Regions from separate parts of the Homo sapiens genome. Here region 2 is linked to region 1. Evidence: chromatin loops called from intact Hi-C (ENCODE). Cell type or tissue: PC-9. All regions are shown on one strand. Each heading gives the region's core, and the rest is flanking DNA. Links, peaks and the distances in the headings are about the cores only. Region 1 overlaps CCDC57 (coiled-coil domain containing 57). Region 2 holds the start of SLC16A3 (solute carrier family 16 member 3).

Evidence for each region. A loop is a pair of places that touch in the nucleus more often than their neighbours do. Peaks named below come from ENCODE experiments on the same cell type or tissue, not always from the same donor. Only the 100,000 strongest peaks of a DNase experiment are listed, where the experiment ranks them.
Region 2: a loop joins it to region 1, with 4 times the contacts of the local background. A loop is called at or near these places in 4 of 110 quality-filtered maps.

What each region holds. Positions count from the first base shown.
Region 1 is chr17:82,099,005-82,113,401 of GRCh38, reverse strand. CCDC57 (coiled-coil domain containing 57) reads left to right here. Exons shown (of 19, transcript NM_001394669.1): 19 at 11,536-11,932. The coding sequence ends at 11,720. Among named protein-coding and RNA genes, the nearest start is that of FASN, 8.0 kb to the right of the region's middle. RefSeq lists enhancers at 4,968-5,881, 6,391-6,780, 7,011-7,340, 7,381-7,430, 7,712-8,625 and 2 more and a silencer at 13,994-14,397. In PC-9, for the core only: CTCF peaks have their summits at 6,744 and 6,944 (motif pointing left); DNase peaks (open chromatin) are centred at 6,901, 9,241 and 11,391; H3K4me3 peaks cover 1,229 bases; H3K27ac peaks cover 4,520 bases.
Region 2 is chr17:82,222,653-82,237,049 of GRCh38, reverse strand. It overlaps SLC16A3 (solute carrier family 16 member 3), which reads right to left and starts at 8,008. Exons shown (of 5, transcript NM_004207.4): 1 at 7,944-8,008; 2 at 819-1,067; 3 at 178-321. The coding sequence starts at 1,041. It overlaps MIR6787 (microRNA 6787), which reads right to left and starts at 382; the gene lies at 322-382. RefSeq lists an enhancer at 616-805 and silencers at 4,943-5,212, 5,443-6,082, 7,543-7,592, 7,603-7,762, 7,883-8,202 and 4 more. In PC-9, for the core only: a CTCF peak has its summit at 5,982; DNase peaks (open chromatin) are centred at 4,949, 6,025 and 8,019; H3K4me3 peaks cover 4,825 bases; H3K27ac peaks cover 1,929 bases.

The DNA of each region.
Region 1 (14,397 bases), core at 3,404-11,403:
GCTGCTCTCAGGACAAGCTGTGACTGAGAGAGCAGGTCACGCTGGTGACATTTTATGAGGCTGGATGCACAGCCCCACAGCACCTTGTCACTGAAGCTACAGGAATCCAAGAACCAGTGCTCTGGCCAAGAAGGGAGCACTGGGGTGCCCTGAATGGCACGGACAACCCCAGCCCCCCGCCTTCACTGATTATCATGACCTGTGGCTTCTGAAAGGACAGGGCAGTCTTGGAACTTTCTGAGAAACAGATGGTCAAGTAGATGTCTGTTAGCTCTTTTCTTGAAATTGTAGTGACGAAACCATGACTGCCACTTAGGAAAGTAACTTGTGTTGAAATAACTTTTAGAACAAAGTAAATACATTAAGAAATAACCAAATCGGCTTACTTTCTGATAATATTTATTCTATGCCCACACAACGGCTGGCACTCACTTCTGCTTCTGGCCAGGCCGTAGTTACAAGGACCAGACTTTAATGTTCCTCCATGAACAACTAGAAAACTGGACAAAGTATATGAAACAACTGTTTGCAGACATTGGACAACTGGTCAAACAAGACCGAGATCCCCAACAAGACCGAGACCCTGGACGAGTCCGAGATCCCGGACAAGACCGCCACCCTTGTTGGAAGGGAGACAGGCAAGGTGAACCCTGGGGCCCTGGCCTTCTGCCTGAAGGCCGTTTCTGGGCTGCCGGCACAGGGAGGGAAGCAGGGCCTGAGCAAAGCTGAGCACCCTTACGGAGCTGAGACTGCACTAGGGTCTGGGGACACAGAAGGAGCCGGCATTTCAGGGCAGAATCCCGCAAGGAGGAAACTGCAGAAAAGAGCTCCAGAAATCTGCACAGGGTTCTCTTGAGTCTGTACTGAGGACCAGCCTGTACATGTATAGAAGAAAACTCCACAAAGCCAGGCAAAGAGGAGAAAGGAGCATGTAAGGTGAACAACTTCCAGACCTCGCACACGGTCATGACATACTGAAGCTCCAGCCAGGGGGATGGGTCCCCAGTGATCACTGTGGACATTCAGTGGAGACTCAGGAGGAGCCACACCGTGGGAACAGGGCTGATGCTGTCTGCAGTGAAGGCTCGTCTAGAACCTGCCTGAGAAACTGCAGCTACAGAAATCCAAGGCCTGGCATGGCGGCTCACGCCTGTAATCCCAGAACTTTGGGAAGCCGAGGTGGGCAGATCACCTGAGGCCAGGAGTTCACAACCAGCCTGGTCAACTTGGTAAAACCCCGTCTCTACTAAAAATACAAAAATTAGTCAGGTGTGGTGGTGCATGCCTGTAATCCCAACTACTCAGGAGGCTGAGGCATGAGAATCACTTGAACCTGGGAAGCAGAGGTTGCAGTGAGCCGAGATCGCGCCACTGCACTCTAGCCTGAGTGACAGAGCAGACTCCTGTCTCAAAAAACAAAACAAAACAAAAGAAAAAACACCACATAACCCAACTTTCACCCAAAACAAGGCCCAACACTCTTTAAAAGACAAGAAGGCGAGCACCATGGCTCACGCCTGTAATCCCAGCACTTTGGCAGGCCAAGGTAGATGGATCACTTGAGGTCAGGAGTTCACAACCAGCCTGGCCAACTTGGTAAAACCCCGTCTCTACTGAAAATACAAAAATTAGCTGGGCATGGTGGCAGGTGCCTGTAATTTCAACTACTTGGGAGGCTGAGGCACGAGAATCACTTGAACCTTGGAGCTAGAGGTTGCAGTGAGCCGAGATCGCACCACTGCACTCCAGCCTGGGTGAAAGAGCAGACTCTGTCTCAAAAAACAAAAACAAAAAACAAGAAAACATATAACCTAACTTTATTTCAAAACAAGGCCCAACATGCTTTAAAAGATAAGAAGACTGGATGTGGTGGCACATGTCTGTGGTCCCAGCTGCTTGGGAGGCTGGGGCAGGAGTATCGTTTGAGCCCGGGAGGTTGAAGCTGCAGTGAGCCACGATCACGCCACTGCGCTCCAACCTGAGCGACAGAGCAAGACAGCCTCTCAAAAAAAAAAAAAAAAAAAGGGCCCTAGGCACTTTGAGAGGCCAAGGTGGGTGGATCACGAGGGTCAGGAGATCGAGACCATCCTGGCTAACACAGTGAAACCCCGTCTCTACTAAAAAAAATACAAAAAAAATTAGCTTGGGCATGGTGGCGGGCACCTGTAGTCCCAGCTACTCGGGAGGCTGAGGCAGGAGAATGGCGTGAACCCAGGAGGCAGAGCTTGCAGTGAGCCGAGATCGCGCCACTGCACTCCAGCCTGGGCAACAGAGCAAGACTCCGTCCCAAAACAAAACAAAAACAAAAAACAAACAAACAAAGTCTGTCTTTGATTCTGTTTTTGTGCTGAGGAGATGATGAGGCTGTCTTCTGTCTATTTCTACTCCTGCACATATGCTCTTTTTTCTTTTCTTTTTTTTTTTCTTTGGCTCACCGCAACCTCCACCTCCAGGGTTCAAGCGATTCTCCTGCCTCAGCCTCCCGAGTAGCTGGGATTACAGGCATGTGCCACCATGCCCAGATAATGTTTGTATTATTAATAGAAACAGGGTTTCTCCATGTTGGTCAGGCTGGTCTCCAACTCCTGACCTCAGGTGATCCGCCCGCCTCGGCCTCCCAAAGTACTGGGATTACAGGCGCGAGCCACCGTGCCCGGCATAAATAATTCATTTTATGATTTTCTCTATAACCAAAAATTATTCAGTAGTAGGTTTTACAATTTTGAAGCAGAAGCAGGATGAGAGGTTTTGATGTTGGTTTCAAATTTTATTGTGTTACATTTGAAATGAATTGAGACTTGCTCTGTGGCCTGGTATGATGAGATTCTAGGCATGGTCTGTTTGCCGAAAGAGAAAGTGAATCATCTACCTGTAAGGTTAGACCTCCTGTGCCTCATGACTCAAGCCAACCAGTCCCCGTTGATGAATGAGTTTTTGCCAGGAGGACATGGGTTTGTTTGTTTTTGAGGAACATGGGTGAGTTAACAGCTTCATCTACTCTCAGTTACCTCTTTCCTGCAGCTCTGTCCGTCAGTACTTGACATGTTTTGAAGTTGTACCTTTTTATTTATTTTTTTCTTTTTTCTGCATCTGAAGTCTTACCTTTTAAAATACAGAGTTCTGGCCAGGTATGGCAGCTCACGCCTGTAATCTCAGCATTTTGGAGGCCGAGGAGGGTGGATCACTTGAGGTCAGGAGTTCAAGACCAGCCTGGCCAACATGGTGAAATCCCATCTCTACAAAAAATACAAAAATTATCTGGCCGTGGTGGCAGGCACCTGTAATCCCTGCTACTCGGGAGGCTGAGGCAGTAGAATTGCTTGAACCCGGGAGGTGGACATTGCAGTGAGCTGAGATCACACCATTGCACTCCAGCCTGGGTGACAGAGTGAGACTCTGTCTCAAAAAAAAAAAAAACAGACTTCTTTGCCTCTTATGACGTTTTCTGCCTAATTCTATTTTATTTTTTAATTTTTACTTTTTCTGTCTTTTTAACTGGATCTTTTATTGTTGGATCTTTTGTTTTTTTCATTTTTTATTTTTTTGAGACAGAGTCTCACTCTGTCGCCCAGGCTGGAGTGCGGTGGCGCGATCTCAGCTCACTGCAAGCTCCGCCTCCCAGGTTCACACCATTCTCCTGCCTCAGCCTCCCGAGTAAGTGGGACTACAGGTGCCCGCCACCACGCCCGGCTAATTTTTTGTATTTTTAGTAGAGACGGAGTTTCACCTTGTTAGCCAGGATGGTCTCTATCTCCTGACCTCGTGATCCACCTGCCTCAGCCTCCCAAAGTGCTGGGATCACAGGTGTGAGCCACCGCGCCTGGCCGGATCTTTATTTTTAAAAAGTTCAATCTAAGAATTCTTTTTCATTAGTCAGTTTACTCATCTATAAATATCCATTGAACTATTGTCTACTGGAACTTAATCTCCATATTATTTATTTTCCATTTGTTTCATTTTCCTACATTCTTGTTTTACATGGGAGAAATCAAGTTTTTCTCTGCTGTTTTACAAGTTACACATTCTAATTTTGTCCTGTGGTAACATCTGCCAGCTCACACCGGGCTCACAGAACCTTATGCCTCGCAGCCGCCTCGTAGGCCCCTCGCAGGCATGCGCTCCACACGCCCCGCTCTGCGCCACCCCAGCCCTGGAGTCTGAGCTCTCCTGCGGGGCGCTGGGGCCACTTGGTTTCCTGTCCATGTCTTGCTCTCTTATGGCTTCTTCTGAGCTCTTTCTCCTCCTTCCTTCAGTGACTCCCCCAACACTTTCTGTGTGGGCCTGGGATAGAACGAGGCTGCATATCCCGCCTGTTTAGGAAGCCCTGTGCTTGTATCCCTGTAGGTATTTGGAGGTTTATGTTTAACATGTTTTGATATGAAGATGTAGAAGGATTTTGTGTAGGTTTGGCCTTATCCATATTCTGTCTTCATCGGCCTCCTCGAAGAACTTCATTCTGTCCTAAAGGAAGCAGTCGCAGCTTAAAGAGTGTGAGCACGCGCCCACTCCCCACAGACACACCCGGCCTGCCCCGCCCCACGCTGCCCCTGCCCTGGAGAAAGCGAGGCTCCTTCCTTTCCTGGAGACGCCGGCCACAGTTCTTCAGTGAAACGCTTCACTCTCTGGTCATAGAGGTAGGAAACTATAGCTGTCCCAACTAAATGTCAGGACGAATTAGCCCAGCTGGTCACGCTCACAGTCACCGCCTCCACCAGAACTGATGCGGACCCCTGGGAACTGAGGTGTTTGCTCTGTGACTTGGGAAGGACAGCGGAAGGTATTTCCGTTTAGCTCTTGTGGTCAGATTTTTTTGTGAATGAAAATCTGCTGTGCGTCTTGGACACCGTCACATGCACTACCCTGTGTATTTCCCTTTAAAACTCAGAGCCAGCGATAACATGACACCAATGCAACACAAGCAAGAGAGATCCTGCCCTGAAACTCACTGTTGTTTTAGGCTTTCGGCGGACCCTGCTATAAATATGCAGATTTTATGCCCAGTCTGTGACCAGGGCCGAACCTCTTTCCTGAGGGGCTGGGGGACTCCTTCGAGGAGCAAGAACAGCCCGGCTGTCCACAGAGGAGCCCGTTTTCAGGGGTGGGATCACAGGTCAGGTGCTCTCTCAGCACAACTCCAGGACCCGGGCAAGCCATGACACTCATCTCACTAGGAGGCAGAGCGCCAGAGCGGCCGCAGGTCACTCGTCTCTGCCACTTGCTCTCCGAGTGCTCCAGAGTCAAGGACTGCGGCCTGGCCAAGGGGACAGTGGCCTGTGGCCTCTGACTCTGAGCTTGGAGAAGGCTTGCTGCTCCAACATCACGTGGACAGAGGCAAGGAGGCACGTGGGATTGGGAATGGGGATAGAGACCAGCCTGCCCCAGGAGCAGGTGGGTCCACCAGAAATGCTCATGCATTTGCTGACCAGGACTTCCATCCTGAGGTGTGTGCAGAGTGATCCAAAGCCCCCTCGTCCGTGCCGTGACTCTGGGCCCTGGAGCCCACCCCCTTTCTTTAGAAAAGCCTGTTCTGTAGGCATCTGTCCTGAGAGCACCCGATGGCACTGTAGGATGCTGAGAGCAGCTGAGGCAGGAGGGCCGGCGGCTGTTCCCTCCCAGAGTCCCATCTCAGGTGGACGCCGGTCCACGACTTCCAGCCCAAGGGCTAATGTGTCTTCTCCAGTCCACGTGGCAGGTGTTGCCAGGGGAGCGGGCAGTGCAGCTGTTGGACAGCAGGGGGTGTTTCTTCAACCCAGGCTGCCCTCCTTCTCCTGTCACAACAGGGCCCCATTCATTCTGGAACCTGCAGACCAACTCCATCCGCCCATCCTCACAGTGTGCCGAGCGCCAGGTCCAGAAGCACGCACCTACCTGGGGGCCTCTTCCTCCTTTCTGGCGGGGGTCCGCTTTGGCCCCTGATGCTAACCTCGCCCCGTGTGCCGTGCAGCTGGAGTCAAACGGAGGCGCAGAGACGCCATGGAGGGTGACAAGCCACACAGCAGGGTTCGAGGCAGCCACTCCCCACTCCCCACTCCCGCGGCATCTGTGCCCCACCCGGGTGCCAAGCCACTGTGCCATGCATCCCCCCACCCCCAACCTGCTGCAGGTGTGTGGGCCTTTGCCTCTTTTCCCAGGGGAACCAAAAACCCTGGGATCCAGAGGGTCATTGCCCAGATCTCTGGAGAGCAACTCCAGGGGCCTGGTCTCCAGGGGAGAAGAGGGAGTGGGGAGAGGCCTTTGGCCAGGCATGTGGCCCTCAGTGTCCTGAGCAGGTCGGGCAGCTGATAAGTGTGTGGCTGGCGTAGCTCCTGCAGAGCCAGGCTCCCTGGAGGAGCGTGTGGCCTCCTTCCCAGCTGTCCGCCCTCCTGCCAAGACATGCAGGGAGCAGCCCTGAGACACGGGTCTCAGGCAAAGTGAGTGGCAGGCAGTGCTGTTCCCCGGGGACATGGCGGTGACCTGCTGGTCTATGGCCCTGAGATGCTAGGGTGCCCACCTGGAGCTGTAAGCTGGCCTGGCAGACCTGGGAAGGCCCCATGGGCCCCTTTTGAAAGTTCCCTTTTCATGAATTTTACCCAGAATCTCCCCTGCACACTGGCCCCTGCTGCTTTTTGCTGTCCCCAGACAGTGCCAACAGAGACCACGAGTCGTCTAAACACCAGCCCAGGCACTCAGCACTCAGTGCAGAGTCCTGGCCCAAGGGGCATGAGGCCAGCATTCCTCACTTTAGGACCAGGAAACAGTTCCCATGCCTCCGAAACAGCGGAGACAGCTGCCACTTCCTGTCGCCCCAGCTCAGCCGCTGCCTGTCACTTTCCTTCCGGGGCCTCAGGGCGTTCTCCTGCGTTTACTCTTCTGAAAGGCAGGAGAAGGGTGGGGTGTGGAGATACCCAGAGGCTGTCCAGCTCTCAGGCCACTGCCTGGCCCTGGCTCTCACCGTCTCAGCCTCCTAGTGGCCTCCTCGGCACCCACCAGCCTGCAGCCACCTGTGCTTGGGGTTCTTGGCACCTCCCCTTCCTGTGGGCTGAGCTCAGATGGGCTCTGGTCGGGAGCCGGCCCAGGAGGAAGGCCATGCGTCTCTGGGTCTCTTCTCGCCCAAGTGAGGCCTGTGTGCCCGCCTTCCGTGATGCAGCCTCCGGTAGGGACAGACCCACGTCTCTCAAAGCCTTATGCCCACGATGTGTTTCCCTTGAATTCCCTTCCTTGGGGCTCCAGCTTGCACCCCACTACTAGGTGACTCCTCTCAAGGGCTGGGATGGGGCCCACATTGGGCAACACTGACAGGCTGTAGCAGACAGGCCTGGGCAGGCTCAGCAGCAGCAGGGGACCTGCCAGTGCCGTTGGGGGAGTAGCCACAGGCGCCCAGAGGAGGTGCTGGCATGAAACAAGGGGTCAGCCTGTGGTCGGCGCCCAGGCCCCCGAGGGCCCACCTCTCCTCTGCTCCAAAGGCCAGCAGGCGGGGCCTGAAGGATCTGGGGTTTCCTGCTGGCCCTGCCTCACCAGGCTGAGTGATGGGTGGCAGGACTGCCCAGAGCCCTGGAGCATGCAATGTCCAGTACCCTCCCCTCTTGTGCATCTGCCCAGTGGGGGCTCCAGGCTCCATGTGCCAGTGAGGTGGGGAAGGCAGCTGGACATAGCAGGCCCGGAGTGTCCCCCTGTGGAGGGACCGTGGGAACCAGATCACGTGGGCCTCCCTCCCCCTGTACCCCATTGCTCTCCTGTTGTCACACTCAGTCCCACAAAGGCAGCCCCGGGGCCACGGTGACCCCCCAGGGCTGAGCTCCAGGAGCTCAGGGGTGGGGGTGTCCATTAGGAGACTTTAGCAGGTGAGGGTTGACGCAGGCTGGGGAGACACGGGTGGGCGTGGCCTGTGAGCCTCCCAGGCGTGGGGACCCTGGAAAGGTGCACGCAGCTTCTGGAGATTCGGGGTGGGGGGAGTCAAGTCACATTCACTGTCACCGTCTGCACTAAAGGCCTGGGTGCCGTGCTGACAGTGGTGGGAAAAGCCTTGTTCCCAAGAGACTTGGAAATAACTAGATGCATTTGAGAAGGGTTGATCTTGGGTGCGTGAGGACCCCTGTGGCAGCCAGAGGGGGTTCAGCAGAACAAGGGCCCTTGACACAGCAGGGGTGAACCACACAGAGCAGCGGAGGCCACAGGGAGACGGAAGGGCCTCTGTGCCACAGAATGGACTTGAGGCCTGAGCTGCCATCAGGGCCAGGCCCTCCCCAGCCCCAAGGCAGGCTCTGGAGAACCAGGGAAGGCGTGGGCTCACCGTCTGGCCCTTCCCAAAGCCCTAGGAAGCCACGTAGGTGTGCCCAGGGGCACCCAGAGAGCCCGGAGCAGCCTGGAGAATGAGCCACCAGAGGCCAACTTGGTCAAGAGCTGAGCTGAGGCTCAGGTGCAGGAGAAGAAACTCACAGGGTGGCCAGAAAGCTGGGGACCAGCTCCGTCCTCTTTGTGCTCAGAGTTCTCATGCCCCCAGGCTGAGACGGGAGTGAGGGCCGCACCTTCCCTGCAATAGGACAGGCTATGTCCTCCCTGAGATTCCACCAGCTTCAAACCTCCAAGCCGGGCTTGGTGGCCCACACCTGTAATCCCAGCACTTTGGGAGGCCGAGGTGGGTGGATCACGAGGTCAGGAGATCGAGACCATCCTGGTTAACATGGTGAAACCCCGTCTCTATTAAAAATACAAAAAACTTAGCGGGGCGTGGTGGCGGGCGCCTGTAGTCCCATCTACTCGGGAGGCTGAGGCAGGAGAATGGCGTGAACCCGGGAGGCGGAGCTTGCAGTGAGCTGAGATCACGCCACTGCACTCCAGCCTGGGCGACAGAGTGAGACTCCGTCTCAAAAATAAAAATAAAAATTTAAAAAACCCTCCAAGTATGGTGCAGCCGCCTGAGGGGACGGAGCCCAGCCTGGGTGGCCCTGCCTCAGCACACACCAGGACCTGGGAGGGGTTAAGCCTGGGAGGGGCAAGCAGGCCCCAGTCCCCCTCCCCTGGTTAATCACTGCAAGGCCTTGGATGTTTCAGGAACTTTCCAGAAGCTCAGTTCGGGGCCAGAGCACAAGCAGCCCGTGGGGGAGGGGTGCAGGACCCAAGAGGCGCGTTCCTCACGCTGTGCCCGGCAAACTGTGTGTCCACATGGTTTCCCTGCGGCCCAGTCAGCCCAACGCAGAAAGAGAAATCCCGGCCAGGCTCGGCAAAACAGGTCAGGCGAGAAGGCGGGGCAGAGAGTGGTGGAGGCCAAGAGCGTTTTTACACACCAGTTACTGGGTTGACCTCAGATTAGCATCAGGTAGAAGAATCCGGGGTCACAGGGAGTCACGCCTGGGGCAGCCGCCTTGACACATCCAGCTCCGTGCCTCTGACCTAGGACTGGCTGGGCTGGGGCTGTCCGCTGCCCTGGGGTCCTGGGCTCATGGCCAGTTCCCTGCCACCATCACTGAGGAGGGCTCCGCAGGAAAAGGACCAGTGAAGAAACCAGAGCCTGTAAAGTGGATATTCTGAGCTAGGGGCCGGCCTGCCCTGGGGAGGGGGCCAGCTCACCCTCCCTGCCCCTCCCTGCCCCTCCCTGCCCCGGGGACTGTGACCCACTCACACCTCCCTGCTTCGCCCCGGGATACAGCCAGGGTCCTCCCAGCAGGGCCAGCTCAGGCCTCCCAGGCAAAGGGGCAGGCCCTTCACCCCCCTCCCTCAGCTCACTTTTTCTGAAAATCCCCACAGGCTTTGTCTGAGGAGGATCAAGCCGGGCAAAGCCCCCAGAATCCCTGAGCATTACAGAGGGACAACCAAGGCCTCTGGGTTTGAGGAGATGCCTCAGGGTCACAGTGGAGCACTAGGGCCTGGTCAGAGGACCAGCTTCCCCGCAGGAAGCCCTTTCCACGGGATACCCCACCCTCTGCCAGCCAGTGTGGGGGGTGGGGGGAGGGAGTGGGGATGGGGGCGTTGGCCGGGACCAGGAGGTCAGGCAGGCTTATTGTTGAGAGATAAAGGGTGGTAGCCTTTGTGTGAAGAGGAGGAATTCCTCTGGGGGTTGGAAACAAAGGGAGCAGGCAGCGTCCAGGGCCCCCCAGGACCCCAGCAGGGGGCCAGGGACTGTGTGACCCCAACGGGGCTGCAGGAAAAGGAAGACTGGTTCCGGGTGTCTTGAGACCCCAAGAGTGGATCGGAGTGGAAGAAGCTGAGATGGGAAGAGGGGCCCAGGGCCAGGGCTGGGAGTGTGTGGCTGCCCCCATGGGCACTGCGCAGCCCAGCTGAGAGTGCGTCATTGCCGGTGTCCCCAAAGCACAGACGCTTCCCAGTCACCCAGGCTGCACGCAGACCACACAGGCTGGGCTCCAGCAGGAGGCGTTGGCCGCCCGCTGACCTGCCTGGGTCAGCCTGTCCAGACTGCCCACTGGGCCACATTCAGCCACGTGCTGGAGTCCTCTAGACCTCACCCCAGCCACAGTGTGGCCACGCAGTGGACGCTGAGCTCACATCTTACTGTGGGGTTTTTTTTGTTTTTTTTTTTTTTGAGATAGAGTTTGCCCTTGTCCGCCCAGGCTGGAGTGCAGTGGCGCAATCTCGGCTCACTGCAACCTCTGCCTCCCGGGTTCAAGCGACTCCGCTGCCTCAGCCTCCTAAGTAGCTGGGATTACAGGTGCCCGCCACCGTGCCCGGCTAATTTTTTGTATTTTTAGTAGAGACGGCGTTTCACCATTGTTGGCCAGGCTAGTCTTGAACTCCTGACATGAGGTGATCCACCCACCTCGGCCTCCCAAAGTGCTGGGATTACAGACGTGAGCCACCAAGCCCAGCCCTTGCATGGATTTTTAGTAACATTTTGCTGTTGTTTTACCAAAAAAAACCCCCACATTCTTAATTGAAAAAATGAAAAATAGAGAAAAACTGGCCAGATAAAGAAGATCACCTACAACACCCCTCTGCGAAGATGGTTTTAGCCGATGTTTAGGAAGGGCTATCTGGCATTTAGGCCCCAGCCTCTGTGTGTAGCGCACTCCTGGGCCCTTGGCCTGTGCCTGGCCACGTGGTGCCCACCAGCACGGCCTTTCCTTTGGCCTCAAAAGCCTGGCACTGCTGGCCCATCGGGGAGGCGGGGGCAGGCAATGTGTCTCAGATGGTAGGGACACCCGGGGCAGCCTGGGGGGAGGAGCTTTGAGTCAACCATTTACCCCAGCACCCCTGCCCCCTCCTGGGACCCATTACCACACAGCACCCCTGCCCCCTCCTGGGACCCATTACGAAATGGTCACAACAGGACCATTTTCAGAGCCACATGTCCAGGTGCCCAGTGGAGGGGCAGGCCCAGTCCCTGCCAAGCAGGACCCACTGAGCAAGGCGAGGCCACAGCTCTCTGGTCACTCCAGGATCCTTTGGCCTTCACGGACTCCTGGAGGAAAGCCAGGCCAAGGGTCACAGGGCCCCCGCTGGCCGGGAACACGGAAGTGCTGCACCTGTGCAGTGCCTGTGAGCACAGCCTCCTGCTCCCCCTGCCATCCTGATGCATGCTGTTTTTTCCTCTTTACCTGACAGAGCTCCCAGCTCCTCCAGCAGCCGACAGGAGGCCCGTCAAGATGCAGGCAGGCATTGCCACCCCAGGGATGAAGACAGCAGCCCAGGCAAAGGCCAAGACCACAGGAGCCTCCCGGTCTCATCCTGCAAAAGCTAAAGGCTGCCAGAGGCCCCCCAAGATCCGTAACTACAACATTATGGACTGACTTCCTCCCCCCACCCCGCCCCACTAAGGGGTGCTCGGGGCCTCCGCATGGTGCCTGTGCTTTCACCTACGTGTTGTGGGGGGGTGTGGGCACAGCGTGCAGGGTGGAGGCAGGGAGCTGCAGGGCAGGCTCCCAAATGCTGCTGAGGCGACCCTGCTGACTGAAGGCCTCCCTGAGCACAGGGCCCATTAAAACCAGGTTCCTCCCTGGGGCGTCTGCTTGGCCTTAGCGTTGTTTATCTGTCCTACTTGGGAAATGCAGTATCAAGTGCCTGTGCCAGAGCCTGGCCTGCCCGTGTCACCACCCACAGCCATCTGCACACCAGTGGTGTTGGGGACAGTGTGGCCTTCCTCAGAGCCTGGTAGCAGGTAGGGGGCAGATCAGAAAGCCCACCCACAAAGCAGGCGTCTCCTGAGAGTACCATGGGAGGGGCCCTCCCAGAAGGAGTGAGAGCCTTGGATCCCAGTGAACCGGGCCAAGGTGACCCCTGGAAGCCAGGTGGGCACCTGGGCCTCATGCAGGTTGGGGTGTGCATGTCAGGTGCTGGCAGGGTGGGGGCCAACCGGGGACAGCGGTCACTGCTGGGCCTTCCACGTCCACCCCCACGAAGGATAACAGCAAAATGTCCCTGCCACCTGAGTGCCCGGGGCCAGGTACCTGCAAGGATGAGAAACGCACACGTAAACTGACGCCCGTCCGCCCGGAACACACTGCACTACCCCGCCAAAAAGCACTTCCAAGAGTCCTCGCGTGTCCTCCACACGAACACAATGCTCTGCGACCGGCAGGAGGGTGACTGGGGGTGGTTCATCACACGGACGCAGTGCTCTGCAACCGACAGGACGGTGACTGGGGTGGGGGTTCATCACACGGACGCAGTGCTCTGCGACCGGCAGGATGGTGACTGGGGGGGGTTCATATCCCACCCCCACTCCTCAGGAGCCCAGTCTCTGTCCCCCGCACCCCCCAGGCCTGGTCACACTCTGCCCACAGCAGAGTGCAGGGGTGGAGGCAGCCGGTACCCAGCTGGGTGAATTGACGGGCCTTGCCATATACCCTCGGGCCACCTTTCTGAACTGGGCAGACAGCTTCTCTGGGAACACGATGGGAGAACGCTGCTCCCAGCCCTAACCTGCCGTGCCACCTTGGCAAATCGTGGGACCTTTGCAGCTTTGGTTTGCACCCCCAGTGTAAAATATAGACAGTGCCATCGGCTGGCCTAGCTCACAGGTGTGCGGGCCGGATAACCGTGACAAGCAGAGACCACACCACACAGACAAAGGCTGTGGCCCCAGGGCAGGGGCGTTTGAGGTTAGCCTCCGTCACTTGCTCCATGGGAATCCAGACGGAGTTGGGGATGGGCTGGAGGCTCTCAGTGCTCTGTGGTCTCCCACACATGTCCCCTGGAATCGAGTCACGGCCCTGTGAGGTTTTTTTGTTTGTTTCTTTTTTTGAGACAGAGTCTTGCTCTGTCGCCCAGGCTGGAATGCAGTGGTGCAATCTCGGCTCACTGCAACCTCTGCCTCCTGGGTTCAAGCTATTCTCCAGCCTCAGCCTCCCGAGTAGCTGGGACTAGAGGCACGCGCCACCACACCCGGCTAATGTTTGTATTTTTAGTAGAGACGGAGTTTCCCTGTTTCCCAGGCTTGTCTACAACTCTTGACCTCGTGATTTGCCCGCCTTGGCCTCCCAAAGTGCTGGGATTACAGGCGTGAGCCACCAAGCCCGGCCGCTGCCGCTCACTTTCTGTGGAAGCCCTCAGGGTGCTGGACGAGTCTCCAACCTCCTTGGGAGCCAGCCAGGGCTCCCCTGTAGCTGGCCCAGCCCTCGACAGGCTGCAGAGAGCAGGGCCCCGCTGGCCGCTGATCACCAGCACTGGCAGCCAGGGCCACCTGGGAGGTTTGGAGCATGGAGAGCCGGAGCTGCGTGCCCGCACGCCTGAGGCTGACACAGGGCCTCACCCTGAATCAGAAGAACCCCCGCAGTGGGGACAGCAGTGCGGGGCCAGCCCCGGCCCTGTCTTCCCTTGTCCTTCCTTGACCCTCGGTCCCACCGTGCGTCAACCACAGCCCCAGAAGGGAAAAGACGCGGAGTGGCCGCCTGACCCTCAGGCCTGCTCTCAGGAGAGGAAGGAAGCGGGACACCTGCAGAGGGGCCGGGGGCCCCAGTCTCCGGTTCCCCTTCAGCGGCCCGGGCTTGCTGAGCCCTCAAAGTAGGACACGCAGCCAGAGACACCTGTGGCCTCACAAGGCCCGCTTGCCCCCCATGGGGTGCCTGGCCCCGCAAGCGCGAAGCGGTCAGAAAAGGGAGGCCGCGCTTCAGGGCTCAGGCCGCCCAAGGGGCCACGATTCGAGGAATCACTCGGGAGGGAGGGAGCGCGCGAGGGCCGGGCTGAGCCCCCGCCCGTGGGTGCGCGCCTGGAAAACTCGCAGCCTCCGCCCTGGGAAGTGGGGCAGCGGCTCCCTTTGTCCGCACCACACCAGGTGGGTGTCCCGGCCGACTCCGCTCGCCACGTGGCCGCGCCCCTCCCCTCCGCCGAGCTCCAGCGGCCTGGAGTGCGCTCGCCCGTTCGGCCCTGCGCCTCGTCCGGGTCCCCGGGAAGCTGCTAAGGAGGGGCCGTCGGGTGGGTGGACGTCCGTCTCGGGTCTGGGTTCCCCGCCGCACCCGCGAGGAAAAC
Region 2 (14,397 bases), core at 2,267-10,266, 120 kb before region 1:
GGCTCCCAGGGTGCAGAGCCCCTGCCACCCACCCACTCGAGAGGGGGACAACGAGGTGGGGCCGGGACACCCCGCAGCCACCCGCCCTGCTGTCCTCCAGAGGCCTGGACCCAGGAGCAGAAGTGCACGGCCCCTGCCCCTCCTGGCACGTGCGGCCCACCGGCCGGCCCCACTCACCCGTGATGACCCCAGTGGTGAGGTAGACCTGGATGATGCTCCGGCAAAAGGACGCAGCCACCATGCCCAGCGACGCAAAGAGACCCCCCACAAGCATGACGGGCCGGCAGCCAAAGCGGTTCACGCACACACTGCAGAGCGGACCTGGAGAGGGCAGCAGCTGAGAGGGGCCGGGCCTGCAGCCAGCTCTACCCCCGCCAGCCGACTGAGCTCACAGCCTGGAGCCGGCCTCCCCTTCCCACACCACCCCTCCCCCCGCGGGGCACCAGGGGCACCCCGTGGGCAGGCTCCCCGAGCGCAGGCCATGATGACACGTGAGCGCCGCCTGCTGGGCCCCTTGGGTCCCTGCAGCTCAGGAACAGCCACCTTTTCAGGAACGGCTCTCAGGAGCCTGTCCTCTGAGACGGTCTATAAATACAGCCGACCCGTTTGGACAGGGGCCAGGATGGACTTCGCGCCCTGCCTGGGTTGGCCCCGTGGAGAGCATGTTGCTGCCCAGCAGGATCCTGGCCCCAAGGGCTTCCCTCCAGGGTTCCCTGGGGAGCAGGCGGAAGGCCCTGTTGCTGAGCCCAGCTACACGCGCCCAGCAGGATCCGCCAGCAGAGCCCCGGACAGGGGGCCCGGTGTGAGGCCACCCTCACCTGTCCCGTAGAGCATGGCCAGCAGGATGGAGGAGATCCAGGCTGTGTCGCTGTAGCCGATCCCAAACTCCTGTATGAGCTCCTTGAAGAAGACACTGACGGCCTTGGGGAAGGCGTAGGAGAAGCCAGTGATGACGAAACAGCCGAAGAGCACGGCCCAGCCCCAGCCGCCGTCAGGGGCCTTGACGCCTGTGGGGCCCTCGTCCACCACGGCCCCTCCCATGGCCAGGAGGGTTGGTTCCGCCTCACCTGAGAGAGAAAGCAGGCTGACTCAGGCTGCCCGGGTGACCATCCCAGCTGCAGCCTGGCAGGGGAGGGACACGAGCTGGGTGGCCCGGCAGCTCAGCTGAGGGGCAGCTGCCCGGCACCCACACTTGTGGCCCCCTGACCTGGTGTCTGGTGGAGGCAGGAGGGTTTGGAGGGAGGCTAGCAGCTGTGGGTCCCACTCCCTCTGCACTGCCTCCTGCACCCTCACAGCTGGCTCTAAAGGGCAGTGGCTTTTTTGGGCTCGGCCAGGACTCAGATTACCTCCTGGGACAAGCAGCCCCCGACAGGAACATCGACCTGGCCGTCATTTCTGCCCTGGCTCGCTCTGGCTGACCCGTGCTGGGCAGGGACCACGCACACCATGATTCTGGCAGCAGACGGCACCTCCGGTCCCCAGCACTGAGCTCGCCCCAGGACCTCTGGGGTTGGCATCCTCCAGGTCTCTCCCGGTCTAAATCTAGGTGGAGCGTGCCTTGCTCTGGCTCTCCTGCCCCCAAGGGCCCACTTTGGCTTCAGTGGAGCCCACCAGGAGCTTGCCCAAGAGGAGGCGGGCAGTCTCTGGCGGTGAGGGGCTGGGCCCCAGGCTGGAGGGGGCAGTTGGAAGCACAGGGGCTGCAGTATTAGAGTGGGTGGGGTGGGGAAGTGGGGGCAGAGCTGGCCCCTTGTCCCTGGATGCCCCCTTGCCTCCCACCGGCCCTCTTGCTCAGTGACTCCTCCAGTGAGATCTTGACTCACCCCACCTGTGCCTGGAGTGACCCATAGGCTGCAGCCTGAAATCAGGAGGGGCTAGGGAGGCTCCCATCCAGCCCACGAGAGCAAACCATGCCAGCCCCCACGATGTCTGAAGCTGGTGTCCCTTTCTAAACTCCAGGAGCTCAGCTCGTTTGAGTCAAGTTGGAACCCGAGGTCAGACTTCCATCTTCATGCCCCACCCCACCCAGAAGTCACCTTGTCCTCTCCTCACCAGGGAGCTGCAACCTGAGACCTTGGGTGGTCTAGTCCAACCGGCTCAGCCTCTCCCTGCTGGGACCGTGCTGTGAACCAGCGCCCTGGGAGGCAGCAGCAGGCCTGCTGTGCAAGCTCCACGCCCACCCACGACGCAATCTGTGGGGCTCCACCCCCACCCCCTTTCCTTGGGTTCCTCCTGCAAGCGTGTCCGCAGACCCCTGACCCGGTGGGTCCCCCGTGACGGCTCGTCTTTGCCTCTAAGGCAGACATGTAACTAAAGGCATGCACAAGGGCCAGGACCTTTGCTGGGAGAGTCTGAGCAGTTCCGTGCGTGGCTCCTCACTCCTCCTCCCGGGCCCTCCCCGCATCCAGCCTGCCTGCCTGTCCCCACCACAGGTGCTGTGCCCCCTGGAGTCCCTGCCTCAGAGGTCCGAGGATGGTTTTTAAGGGCTTCCTAAGTGTTCCACGAAGTCACTGTTACTGGGAAATGCTGCTTGACGAGGGGACCCAGGAGCCAGCTGTGGCTGTCTGGATGATGACAAGGCAGACACGGCCCACTGGAGCAGAACAGACCCCCCCACAGAGCCAGAGGTCCACCCCCCAACCTGCACTGGCTCTCTGGGACCCAGGCCTCGGAACCATTTCTGGGAAACCCGGGAGCAGCTTTTGCCTCTGCACCTGGACACCGGATGCCCCCACCACAGTGCCTGGGACAGGACAGAGTGTCGCACGCCTCAGGACACACCACCTTAGGACACACTGCCTGGGGTCACTGAGCAGCAGGGTAGGTCCCGCTCATACTGGTATTGTTTAAAAGGTCCCTAAGATGACAGTATACAGCAGGGTAACTACAAGATATTAAAAATATATGCACTGAGGCCGGGCGCGGTGGCTCACGCCTGTAATCCCAGCACTTTGGGGGGCCAAGGCGGGCGGATCACGAGGTCAGGAGATCGAGACCATCCTGGCTAACACGGTGAAACCCCGTCTCTACTAAAAATAAAAAAAATTAGCTGGGCGCAGTGGCAGGCGCCTGTAGTCCCAGCTACTCGGGAGGCTGAGGCAGGAGAATGGCGTGAACCCAGGAGGCAGAGCTTGCAGTGAGCCGAGATCGCGCGACTGCGCTCCAACCTGGGCCACAGAGCGAGACTCTGTCTCAAAAAAAAAATAAAAAAATAAAAATATATGCACTTGAGGAATGAAACTGGGAACAGGACGCAGACTGCGGGTCACAGGGGAGACTGGAGGGGTTGACGGCCTCAGGGCCCCAGCTTGTTTGGGGTTGCAAGTTTGCACTTTTAAAAATAAACAGGCCATGCAAGGCCAAGGAAGGAAATGTGTATACAACAAACAGGAATAGACACATTTTGCATACCCCAGGTTCCCCCTGCAAAACACAAAGAGGTACCAAGGCCTCTGAGTCTCCCTGGCTGCACCAGCGGGGGTGGGAGACGCAGGCAGACCCAGGGTTTGAAGCCCGCCAGGGTCCTCAGGAGACAGACGAGGGCGTGTGGGGAGGCAGGGGACAGTGGCCACCCTCAGGAGACGCGGCGCCCCTGAATTAGTGTCAAGGAGGGCTGGCAGAGGGTTGGGGCAGTGCCAGGACTCACTGACCAGGAGAGCACAGCATGTTCTGAGACCTGAGGTGCTTGTGGCTTCCACGTGACGCTCATGTGGGGAGGGCCATCTTCTGTGTCAAGATGAGGCATTTGGACAAGCCCCCAGACCACAACCTGGCACCATCGTCTGTCCTCACCCAGCCTGTGGTGCCAGCCATGCTGAAATGGCTCCAGGAGTTCCCACTCCAGCCTGGTGTCCAGGGGCTGACTTGGAGCCAGCTGTCTGCCCACATGGCTTGGGGCAAGGGATTCCACAGGAGGTAGAGTACGGGGAAGGGGCACAAAATAATGGCCCACACTCCCCATCTTCCAGGATAACCCCGGCACCGTGATGGGCCAAGGTACAGACTGCCCGGTGTTCCAGGGACAACCCTGGGGCTGTCCTGCCTGGAGCACACGCCACAGCCACCAAGCATTGGCCTCTCCGTGGGCACACGCCACAGGCTGGCCTTCCCCTGACATTTACCAACCCCCCCCCCGCCGCCCCCCAGGAAGCATGCCAACCCACCCAGAAATAACCTGGCCTCTGGGATGAGAAAGCTGATCTCCCAGGTGGGGGCTGCCCGGAGAGCAGGTCCCCCAAAGGCTCTACGACCCCAGGCTGCTGGAAGCTGAGCGGGAGGCCTGGGGCAGGGGTGGGTGGGAAAGTCCCTTGCAGGAGACCCTGCGTCCCACAGCCATGCGCCCTCCCAAGCCAGGGGCTCCTGCAGGCAGTTCCCTCGAGGGTGCAGGGCGCAGGGCTCTGCAAGGACCCCTGGCTTTAGACCAGGATTCGACCATGAAGTCCTCAGGACCTGGGTGCCTGCCAGTTCGGACCCCTGCACTGCCCCGTCACAGGCCTGGAACGCCATGCCAGGTGGCTCGAAATGCCGTCCTGCAGAGTCAACCTGGACTCATGCACAGAGGGTCCTGAACCTGACCCCTGCTGCCCAAGCCCGCTCCTCCGGGACCTCTCCAGAAACCTCGCCCACCACCTTGGGGGGCACTGGGCACCCTGGCATGCTTCCCCTCAGGCGTCTGGACCTGCAGACCCCTCACCCGCCTAGGTCCTCAGGTTTGTGCGCAGCGCCGCCGCCTCGCTGAGGCCTCTGCTGGACTGTCAGCCCGTTCCCTGGGTCCGTGCAGTGGCCTGAGCCCGGGGCCCGTGGCCTGTTACCTAACTGACTCCAGCCCTTGAAGGATGGGCTTTGGCCCTGCCTTTGTGGCCCAGGCAGGAGGCGGGGCAGGAAAAGGGTAATTCGTTTCCTTCCTGGATCCCATGAGCTGCCTGAGGACCAAGGAAGCGGCCTCTGTGGCCAGCGCCTGGCTGCCGAGGGGTGCCGAGGGCGGGAGGGCGCTGCACCGGGGGAGGGGCCTCCCTCAGTTCCCTTCTTCCCCCGCAGCCCCTGTTGTGCAAACAAGGAAGGAGCAGTGAGCAACTCCCGGCAGCCCCGCCCCAGGCGCCTGCAAAGGTGTCGGGGCCGAGCTTGCAGGGGGTGGACGCTGCGCAAGGGGCTGCCCCAGGCCTGGGCCCTGCGCCCCACCTCTGACCCCCGCAGACCCCTCGCGCAGCCCGTGCCCTGCCGCTCTGTGTCCGCTTACATCACGACGGCAGGGGCCGGCGGGGCAGACACACAGGCCTCATTTGCGGATTGGCCACTCCCACCCAGGGCCAGGGCCAGGAGCCCCCACTGGTGCCCCAAGTGGGGCTGGGCGCAAGTCCCCTTTGGGAAAGGAAGGCTGCATGTGCCGCCGCAGGCTTCAATCCTGAGCTGGCACTGCGGGGTCTCAGAGCTTTGAAGACCCCTTCTCCGCAAGGCTGTCACCGCCCTGGGGCCGGGAGGTGGTGGGGGCCGGAGCTGGTCCAGAGCCGCCGTCCCCCACCTCCGAGGCCTCCTGGACCCCGCAAGGCCGCCCCTCCACCCTAAAGCCAGTGCCTGAAGGCCAAGGCTGGAAGGGGAGTCGGGTCAGGAGGCGCCCCCTACCCCACCGCCGCCCAGCGGGCGTCGTGGGGACCCGGGGGGGAAGGTGAAGACCGGGAGGAGGCAGGAAGGCGGGAGGTGCGGGGCGAAGGGGGGAACCCAAAACTCCACCCTCGCCAGGAGAGGCCCCTCCTCGGCGCAATCCCCGCCCGGGCCGGAGGGACGGCTGGAGGGCGCCTGCGGGTTCCGGCTTCCCGGCTCTGCGGGCGGGGGTCGGCGCGGGTGGTCGAGGCTGGGCGGGGCCCACCCGGGGGAGGGGGAGGGAAGGATGCTCCGCCCGGCCCCGCCCCGCCAGCCGCGGGACGTGGGGGACGTGACCGCGCCATGGGAGGAGCCCCCGTATTGCCCGCAGTAGGCGCCCTACTGGACGCTACCGTAATTGCCGGCGCGCGGGTCCACCGGGGTCAGCGGAGCCCGGGAGCCGCGCCAGGCGTCGGGGCCTCGAAGCCACAGGGCGGGGCCGACTCCACTTGCTGCAGAGGTGGGACCAGTGGGCGCGGCTCGGGACTCGGGGGCGTCGACTCGTGAACTGCGGGTCTCGGAGCAGGAGCCCGGCGGTTCGGTTCCGTTGCGTGCGGCTGCCCGGCGTGGCCCATTTCACAGATGGGCCTGACTCGGGCAGGTGACGCTAGGAGGACGCCCTGAGCTCTGTCTGCTCCCGCCCCGCCCCTGCCCCAGGGCCCGGGCACCTCCAATGGCTCTGCGCCACTGCCCGGAAGGCCCCCGCTGGGGCCCAGAGTGTGGCCCACATTTGGCACCTCACTGGAGGGAGCGGCACAGGCCCTTCTGTCCCACGTGGCCAGGTCACCCCAGGACCCACCGCTGAGCCAGCCGAGCCTGGCATAAGGGTCACTGCAGGCCAGTAGGGGGGACCCGTCCGGCCTGACGGCTGGGCTGGGATCCATAGAGCCCTCTGGTAGCTGCCCCTCCAAAGTAAAGTGCCCCGCTCCAGTCAGTGGGGTCTGGCCTGATCGTGCAGGCCACATGGCTTTCTGGGTGGCCTGGATGGCGGGCCCTGCCCAAGGTCACATGGGGTCGTTACCAAGCCTGCCTTGAGACCAGGCCTCCAGGTGCCCACCCCAGACTCTGTCCACACCATGGGGCCCTGGGGGACAGACGCTGCACGTGCCACGGCAGAGCCCCCATGCACTCAAAGCCTCTCTGGGGGCAGACACCCCCCCACGGCCTCCTAGCACCTCCTCAGTTCCTTCCCTCCATGAGGGAGTCGAGCCCAGCCGCCTCCACACCACGCTGGCGGAATAGACCCTCCTTCAGCAGGGTCAGGCCAGCACCCACCTGACTTCCAGGCCTGTGCAGTGAAGCTGGGACCTTGGACTCCCCGGCCCCAACAGACACAAGACCTCCCACCCTTGTGCTCAGCATGGACAAGCCCCTGGGCCTTGGGGTGGGCCAACTGCCATTTCCCGCCCAGCAGGCCTGACTCTGGCCATCACCAGGAGAGGGACCCTTTCAGCCCATGCCTCTGGGACAGAGAGGAGGACAGCCGCCCCTCGGCTCCCCCCATCGTCCCTCACCGACTCCAGCCACCCCTGGAGGCCCCGGCCAGAGCTAAGGGCTTCCCTTCCACTCTGCGGCTCCTGTCTCTTGACTGGCCCAACACCCAGGGAGGCTCCTGACCAACCCACTTTTCGTATAGGGAAACTGAGGCGTGGGTTAGGAAGTGGGAGGCTACCAAAGGCTGCGCCTGGTTTTCCCACGAGCTGGGGGCCAGGGGTGGAGGTAGGGCGAACCCAGGGAGCCCAGCCTGGCTCTGGAGAGGGTCCCCCACTTCCCTGCACGGTCTCGGGCTGTTAGTCATTGCCCAAGGGCGGGTGTGGGTCGGGGAGTGTTCAGGGTGTTGCGAACAGGGGAAAGCGCCACGGCCCGAGCGCAAGTGCTCCCCACTCCCTCGGGGAGGCCACCCATACAGGGAGGGCTGCAGCAGCCCCACCAAATATAGCCCGCGCCCCCCGCCACCGCGGACCGAGCTATTTATACCCGGACCGGGCTTGGCCGCCGGCGCAGCCATCTCCTGGCCCGAGCCCAGCCCCTGAGGGCAGCCCGACGGGTGGGCGCCGGGCCGGACCGGGGGAGACGAGACTGGGCAGCCAGGTATGCGAGGGCGCGGAGGGGCGCGGCTGGCTCTCGGGAGCCCTCGGTGGGGCCCGCTCGGGGTCGAGAAGGCTAGTCCATGCCCCGGGCGCCCCCGGACCTGATGGACAAAGTGGGCGGGGTGGGGGTGAGAGCGCGGACCCCGAGGTCGCCCCCTTGCCCGGCACGGGGGAGCTCCTGGGCCCCGGCCCGCGCGCGAGCATCGCGGCCGCGCCTACCTGCCGCCGCTGGGCCGCCTCAGCCCGCCTCTCGCCGCCTCTCGCCGCCTCTGCCCGCCTCTGCCGGTCCGCTCCGCGCCGGGGGCGACTTTAAGTGCTCGGGTCGCTGGCGCGGCACGTCCCCCGCGCACGTCACCGCCTGGCGCCGCCCCTGCGCGCCCCGCCCGGACCCCGCGCCGCCTCCGGACGGGCTCCCGGGCCGCAGCTCCCCGACGGCGCGTCCCGCAACCCCGCCGGGCCCAGGGACCCCCCCAACCGGAACCGGCCCCGTCGGCGCCCCCGGCCCGGAGCTGGCCCGCCCCCTCTGCTCCTCGGGACTGGGTCTTCCCGGCCTCGCCTCCCCCGGAGTCCAGGCTCGCTTCGCCCCTCCGCCCCGCCGTCCCTCCGTTTCCCCGCCTCGGAGCGCAGCGCGGCAGGTCCCAACGTCCTCCAGGGCAGCGACCCCTCGCCCCCCAACGCCGGGGCCCCTTTGGTGGGGAGGTGCGCGCGGGTCCCGTGGGGTTCCGGCCGCCTGGCTCAGCTCCGGGGCCCACATCCTCCCTCTCTGAGGCCACGTCCGACCTGTCCCCCTTCAGACCTCCGCTTCCTCTCCGGTCCCGGTGCGGACGGCGGCTCTTCCTGGCTAGGGGAGCGGCCCGCGGCCTGCGCTGCCTGGATGTGGGGCACGGCCTCGCCCTCCCTGAACTTCCGTTTCCCCAGGTGGCTCCGCGCCCTGCGGGGCCCTACAAAGCCACCGACTCCAGCCCTGCGCCCCTGCCCCGCCCCTCTCGCGGCCCAGAACCCGACGCGGAGGCCGGGGCGGCTCCCACCTTCGGGGAGGCGAGGGCTGCCCACCCGCTGGACCTCGTGAGGTGCTTCTCCCAGCCTGTTTTCTCTCATTTGCAACATGGAAATAACGGGCCGCTTTGGGTGCTGAGGTTTGAGGTGGCTCCAGGGAGTAAGGCCTTTGTTGGCCTGGACCAAGGAGTCTAGTTGTCAGGGCCACCCTGCCAGGGCCACAGGAATGCTTTAACTGGCCCCTCCCGGACCCGGGGGCTTCGGGGACCGAGGCACTGGTAAGCCCGTGCCTTCACACACAAAGGAGGCAGGGGGTATCAATGGAGGACCCCTCCAGAGGGCAAGGGGAGGCCACCCCTGACAGTGAGGCCGTGTGGGCCTTGGCTCTCCATCTGCAGCCCAGCCTTGCGGGACATCAGGTCCAGTAAGGCCGCCTGTTCTTTCTATGTAATGTTACAAGCCCACCCTCCCGCTGGCATTCACAGAGGCTGGGTCTGGCCCTCACCCCTACCTGGGGCCCAACCACCCCCATCCCCAAACATCAAGATGAGGGCACGTGCCTGTGAGCAGAACACAGGCCTGTGGCAAGTGGTGAGGGGGCCTCCAACTTCACAGATGAAGACTCTACTTAGTTGGCCCGTGCTGCTCCCGCCCAGGGCAGGTGGTGCTCCCGCCCAGGGCAGGTGGTGCTCCCGCCCAGGGCAGGTGGTGCTCCCGCCCAGGGCAGGTGGTGCTCCCGCCCAGGGCAGGTGGTGCTCCCATCTTCCTGCACCAGGCGATTCATCAGTTTCTGAGGAGGGAGAGCAGCAGAGGGGTGCGAGGCACCGTGGACAGCTGCGGGAATGGGTCCCCTATGGGGTATTGCCTGCCGGGGAGGCGAGGGTACCGTGCTCCCCATCCCAGATTGTTGAGTCACCAGGCCTGCCAGCTGGGCTTGGGGCCCCCACTGAAGCCACCGAGACACCTTCCACATCTGCCTACAGCTTGGCCCTGATCCCTGAACCCTGAACCCCCACCGTAGAGCAGCAACAGGGGGAGGGAGACAGAGCCAGAGAGCCTGGGACCTCACTGCCCCCTCCTGCCTCCTGAAGGACAAAGGGGCGCCCCTGCCAGGGCCAGGTTTTCTCCCAGCTGGGAAGACGCCCAGTCATCCCTCCAGGGGTCCCAGGGAGCACCTGTGGTTTGGTTCTGACCCCCAGGCCTGGCCCCCTCTTAGGCATGGCTTCCCCTGGGTGTGGGCCCCAGGACTGTCCACCCAGAGCTGGGGTGGAGCCTCCCTGCCCTCAGAGGGGAGGGGAGCAGGCAGGCCAGTCAGCACTGGCTCCCAGCAGAGAGGTCAAGTCTGTGGGCTTTGACTGGGGGGACTGGAAGACCACAGAGTGGTCACAGTGATGTGATGGCTGCTGGGGGCTGGGGCTGGGGGCCTGCCAGGTTGTTACCCAGAGGAAACAGGCAGCGCAGCTATCAAGCAGGCCACTTGGGACAGCTCACCCGGAGCCTGGACAGAACAGGACGCTGTGGGGTGGGGCCAGAGCCTCCGAGACCCTGGGCCCCTCTCCGAGGATTCTGGCACTCCGGTAGCATGAGGTACCCCTGACCTCCAAGTGCTCAGCTTTTAGAAAGGCCCAGCAGTTGGTGGCGGGGGGCATTCCAGGCCTGGCACCAGGGCCCAGGTGGCCAGGCTCCATCTGACACAGGGCTCCAGGGGCACCTGGGCACGGAATACCACTTTGGTTTCGGGTAAGATGCCTTCTGGGGGTCATGCCCCTCCCTCAACAACCCTGGATGTGTCAGAGACAGCGATGGTGCAGGGGAGAGGCACTTCTGGCCATGGTGCGATCCCCTGGCCCGCTGGGGGTCTGGAGCTGCGGGAAGGGGTGGGAAAGGCCACGTGTGTCCGCATCTCTGCACCCCACTCTGGGTGGTGTTGGGAGCACCCACCCCACACCTGGCTCCAACGCTTGCTCCCCCACAGTGGCCCTGGGTCAGACCCCAGGCCCAGGCCGCCCTTTTCTGCAGGAAAGGAGGTGGGGGTGTGGACAGGTGGCACCATCCCTGGCCAGTGAGCAGCTTCACAGGACGCCCCCCTCTGACCCCACAGCCCCCAGTCTTGACTTCTCCCCCAGACCCAGGTGCCTCCACCTGCCCCTGGCTGCCCCAACTTCCTTTTGTTCCCAGTTCCAGCTACAGGGCCCTCCAGGCCCTGGAATGTCCTCCTAGGGGCCTGGCCCCCAGGTCCTTCCCACCCTGCTCCCTGGCAGGCTTAAGCTCCCTGGGGTGCGCAGTCCCACCTTTTCCAAGAGCAACCTTTGTGGGAGGGGGGCGGGCAGGAAGGGGAGGCTGGGATCTGCTTCCTCCCCATGGGCTGCCCCGAGAGTCCCTACCTCTGTGTCCTGAAATGACTTAGGAAATGCGGAGAGGCTTTTCTCCAAGGGTCACCACAGCCGCTGCCCCAGGGAGGGTGGCAGAACAGGCCCCCGGACCTATCAGGGCCAGATCTCAGGTCCCAGGGAACCTTCCAGGGTCGGGGGAGCCACACAGCCCACATCCTGCGTCCTTGGGAACCCCGCACACCATTTTCCAGATCCCAGCAGGGCCACCCCGTCCTGACCCAGTCTTGGCCGTACCACCCAGCACCAGTTGCCGCCCCATGGACAGGACTGGGGCCAGGACTGGCCGGGTCAGGGGAAGAAAGCCGAGTCACGGGGAAGGACATTCCGGCCGAGCCACAGCCCCGCCTCCCTGGGGTCCTGGGCTGCCCAGCTCCTGACCCTGCCTGCCTTACAGCTCCCTGCCCAGAGGATCTGGTGACACAACTGTCACAGCCTGTCATTCCACACCTGTGGCCACACCGTCCCCAGACTCCAGACCCACGCGGGGCGTGTGGCGGGACGTGCCCAGGCTGGATGGGGGATGCAGCCAGGACGGTGCCAGGGGAGGCTGGTGCCCTCCACCACACAGAGCCTAGACCCAGGACCAGGACCATGGCCCAAATCTGCGCCCTCCCTTCACTCGCCCCAGAGAACCTGTCCAGGCTCACAGAAAAATACATATTATTATTATTTTTTTTTGACAGAGTCTCACTCTGTCACCGGGCTGGAGTGTAGTGGTGCATTCTTGGGTCACCACAACCTCTGCCTCCCAAGTTCAAGCGATTTTCCTGCCTCAGCCTCCTGAGTAGCTGGGGTTACCGGCACCTGCCACTACGCCCAGCTAATGTTTTGTATTTTTAGTAGAGACAGGGTTTCACCATTTTGGCCAGGCTAGTCTTGAACTCCTGACCTTGTGATTCACCTGCCTGGCCTCCCAAAGTCAGAAAAATACATATTAACCTGGCTGCTGGTCCTTCCCAGGGAGTGGCAGCCCAGGTAGGGGGCAGAGGTGAAAAGGGCAGGAGAAGCCGCACCGTGGCCCAGTGGGGCCTGACCCACCACACTGCTGCCTGTGGTGGGTGTTGGTCATGGGGTTTGGGTGTGATGCATGGTGTAGGGTTATGAGAGGGCCGGTTATGTGGGGTTGGGGGTGTACACGGGCGTGAGGGTGTGTCTGTGCACAGGTGTTGGGGTGCGTCTGTGCATGGATGTTGGGATGTGTCTGCACGGGTGTAGGGTTGTGTCTGCACAGGTGTCTGTGCACGGGTGTAGGGGTGTGTCTGCACAGGTGACTGCACGGGTGTAGGGGTGTGTCTGCACAGGTGACTGCACAGGTGTAGGGGTGTGTCTGCACGGGTGTAGGGGTGTGTCTGCACAGGTGACTGCAAGGTGTAGGGGTGTGTCTGCATGGGTGTAGGGGTGTGTCTGCACAGGTGACTGCACGGGTGTAGGGGTGTGTCTGCACAGGTGACTGCACAGGTGTAGGGGTGTGTCTGCACGGGTGTAGGGGTGTGTCTGCACAGGTGACTGCAAGGTGTAGGGGTGTGTCTGCACGGGTGTAGGGGTGTGTCTGCACAGGTGACTGCACGGGTGTAGGGGTGTGTCTGCACAGGTGACTGCACAGGTGTAGGGGTGTGTCTGCACAGGTGACTGCACAGGTGTAGGGGTGTGTCTGCACGGGTGTAGGGGTGTGTCTGCACAGGTGACTGCACAGGTGTAGGGGTGTGTCTGCACGGGTGTAGGGGTGTGTCTGCACAGGTGTCTGTGCACGGGTGTAGGGGTGTGTCTGCACGGGTGTAGGGGTGTGTCTGCACAGGTGTCTGTGCACGGGTGTAGGGGTGTGTCTGCACGGGTGTAGGGGTGTGTCTGCACAGGTGTCTGTGCACGGGTGTGGGGGTGTGTCTGCACGGGTGTAGGGTTGTGTCTGCACAGGTGTCTCTGTGCACGGGTGTAGGGGTGCGTCTGCACAGGTGTAGGGGTGTCTGTGCACAGGTGTTGGGGTGTAGGTGTGCATGGTCTGATGAGAGCAGCTGTCGTGTGCTGGCCAGGTCTTCTTGATGTCCTCAGTGACCTCTCGCTCTGTCACTGGGAGACAGAACTGAGACAGGGTCAATGCTGCTGGAACATTCAGAACTAATGCTCATTGGATCCTGAGCGGTCATTCCAAGAATGTGGTCAAGTGGGGAAAGAAAGAAGTGTGGGGACCTCTCTGGACCTCAGTCTCTTGCTCTGTAAAGTGGGTGCAGCAAACCGAATTTCTACCAAAAAATACAAACAATTAGCCACACGTGGTGGCATGCACCCATAATCCCAACTACTCGGGAGGCTGAGGCAGGAGGGCAGGAGAATCACTTGAACCCAGGAGGTGGAGGCTGCAGTGAGCCTAGATCATACCACTGCACTCCAGCCTGGGTGACAGACCAAGACTCTGTCTCAAAAAGAAAAAATAAATAAGTAAATAAATAAATAGTCCAGGCGCAGTGGCTCACGCCTATAATCCCAGCACTTTGAGAGGCCAGTGTGGGCAGATCACCTGAGGTCAGGAATTCAAGACCAGCCTGGCCAATAGGGTGACCAGCCTGGCCAATCTCTACCAAAAATACAAAAATTAGCCAGGCGTCATGGCACATGCCGGTAATCCCAACTACTTGGGAGACTGAGGCAGGAAAATTGCTTGAACCTGGGAGGCGGAGGTTGCAGTGAGCCGAGATCGCGACACTATACTCCAGCCTGGGTAACAAAGAGCGAAACTCCGTCTCAGAAATAATAATAATAATAATTAATTAATTAAGGTAGAGCTCTTGTAGCACACGGTTACGGTAGAGGGCAGCTCAGCAGCACTGGACGTGCTCACGTTGTTGTCCACCACCAGCTGTCTAGTTTCAAAACTCTTTCATCACCCCTTAAAAACACCGTGCACTCATTAAGTAATTGCTCCCCATCCTCCTTCCCACAGCACCCCCCCTTCCCCGGTATCCACCCATCTGCTGTCTGTGTCTGTGGACTGGCCTGTCCTGGATGTTTCATGTGAATGGAGCCCTGCAGGGTGTGGCCTTTGTGACCAGCGTGTTTACTGAGCATCATGTCTTCCTTCCATGTTCGTCCATGGGAGAGGGTCTATCAGTGCTTCATTCCTTTTTTTTTTTTTTTTTTTGAGACGGAGTCTCGCTCTTGTCCCCCAGGCTGGAGTGCGGTAGCTTGATCTCGGCTCATTGCAACCTCCGCCTCCCTGGTTCGAGTGATTCTCCTGCCTCAGCCTCCCGAGTAGCTGGATTACAGGCGTGCACCATCACGCCCAGCTAATT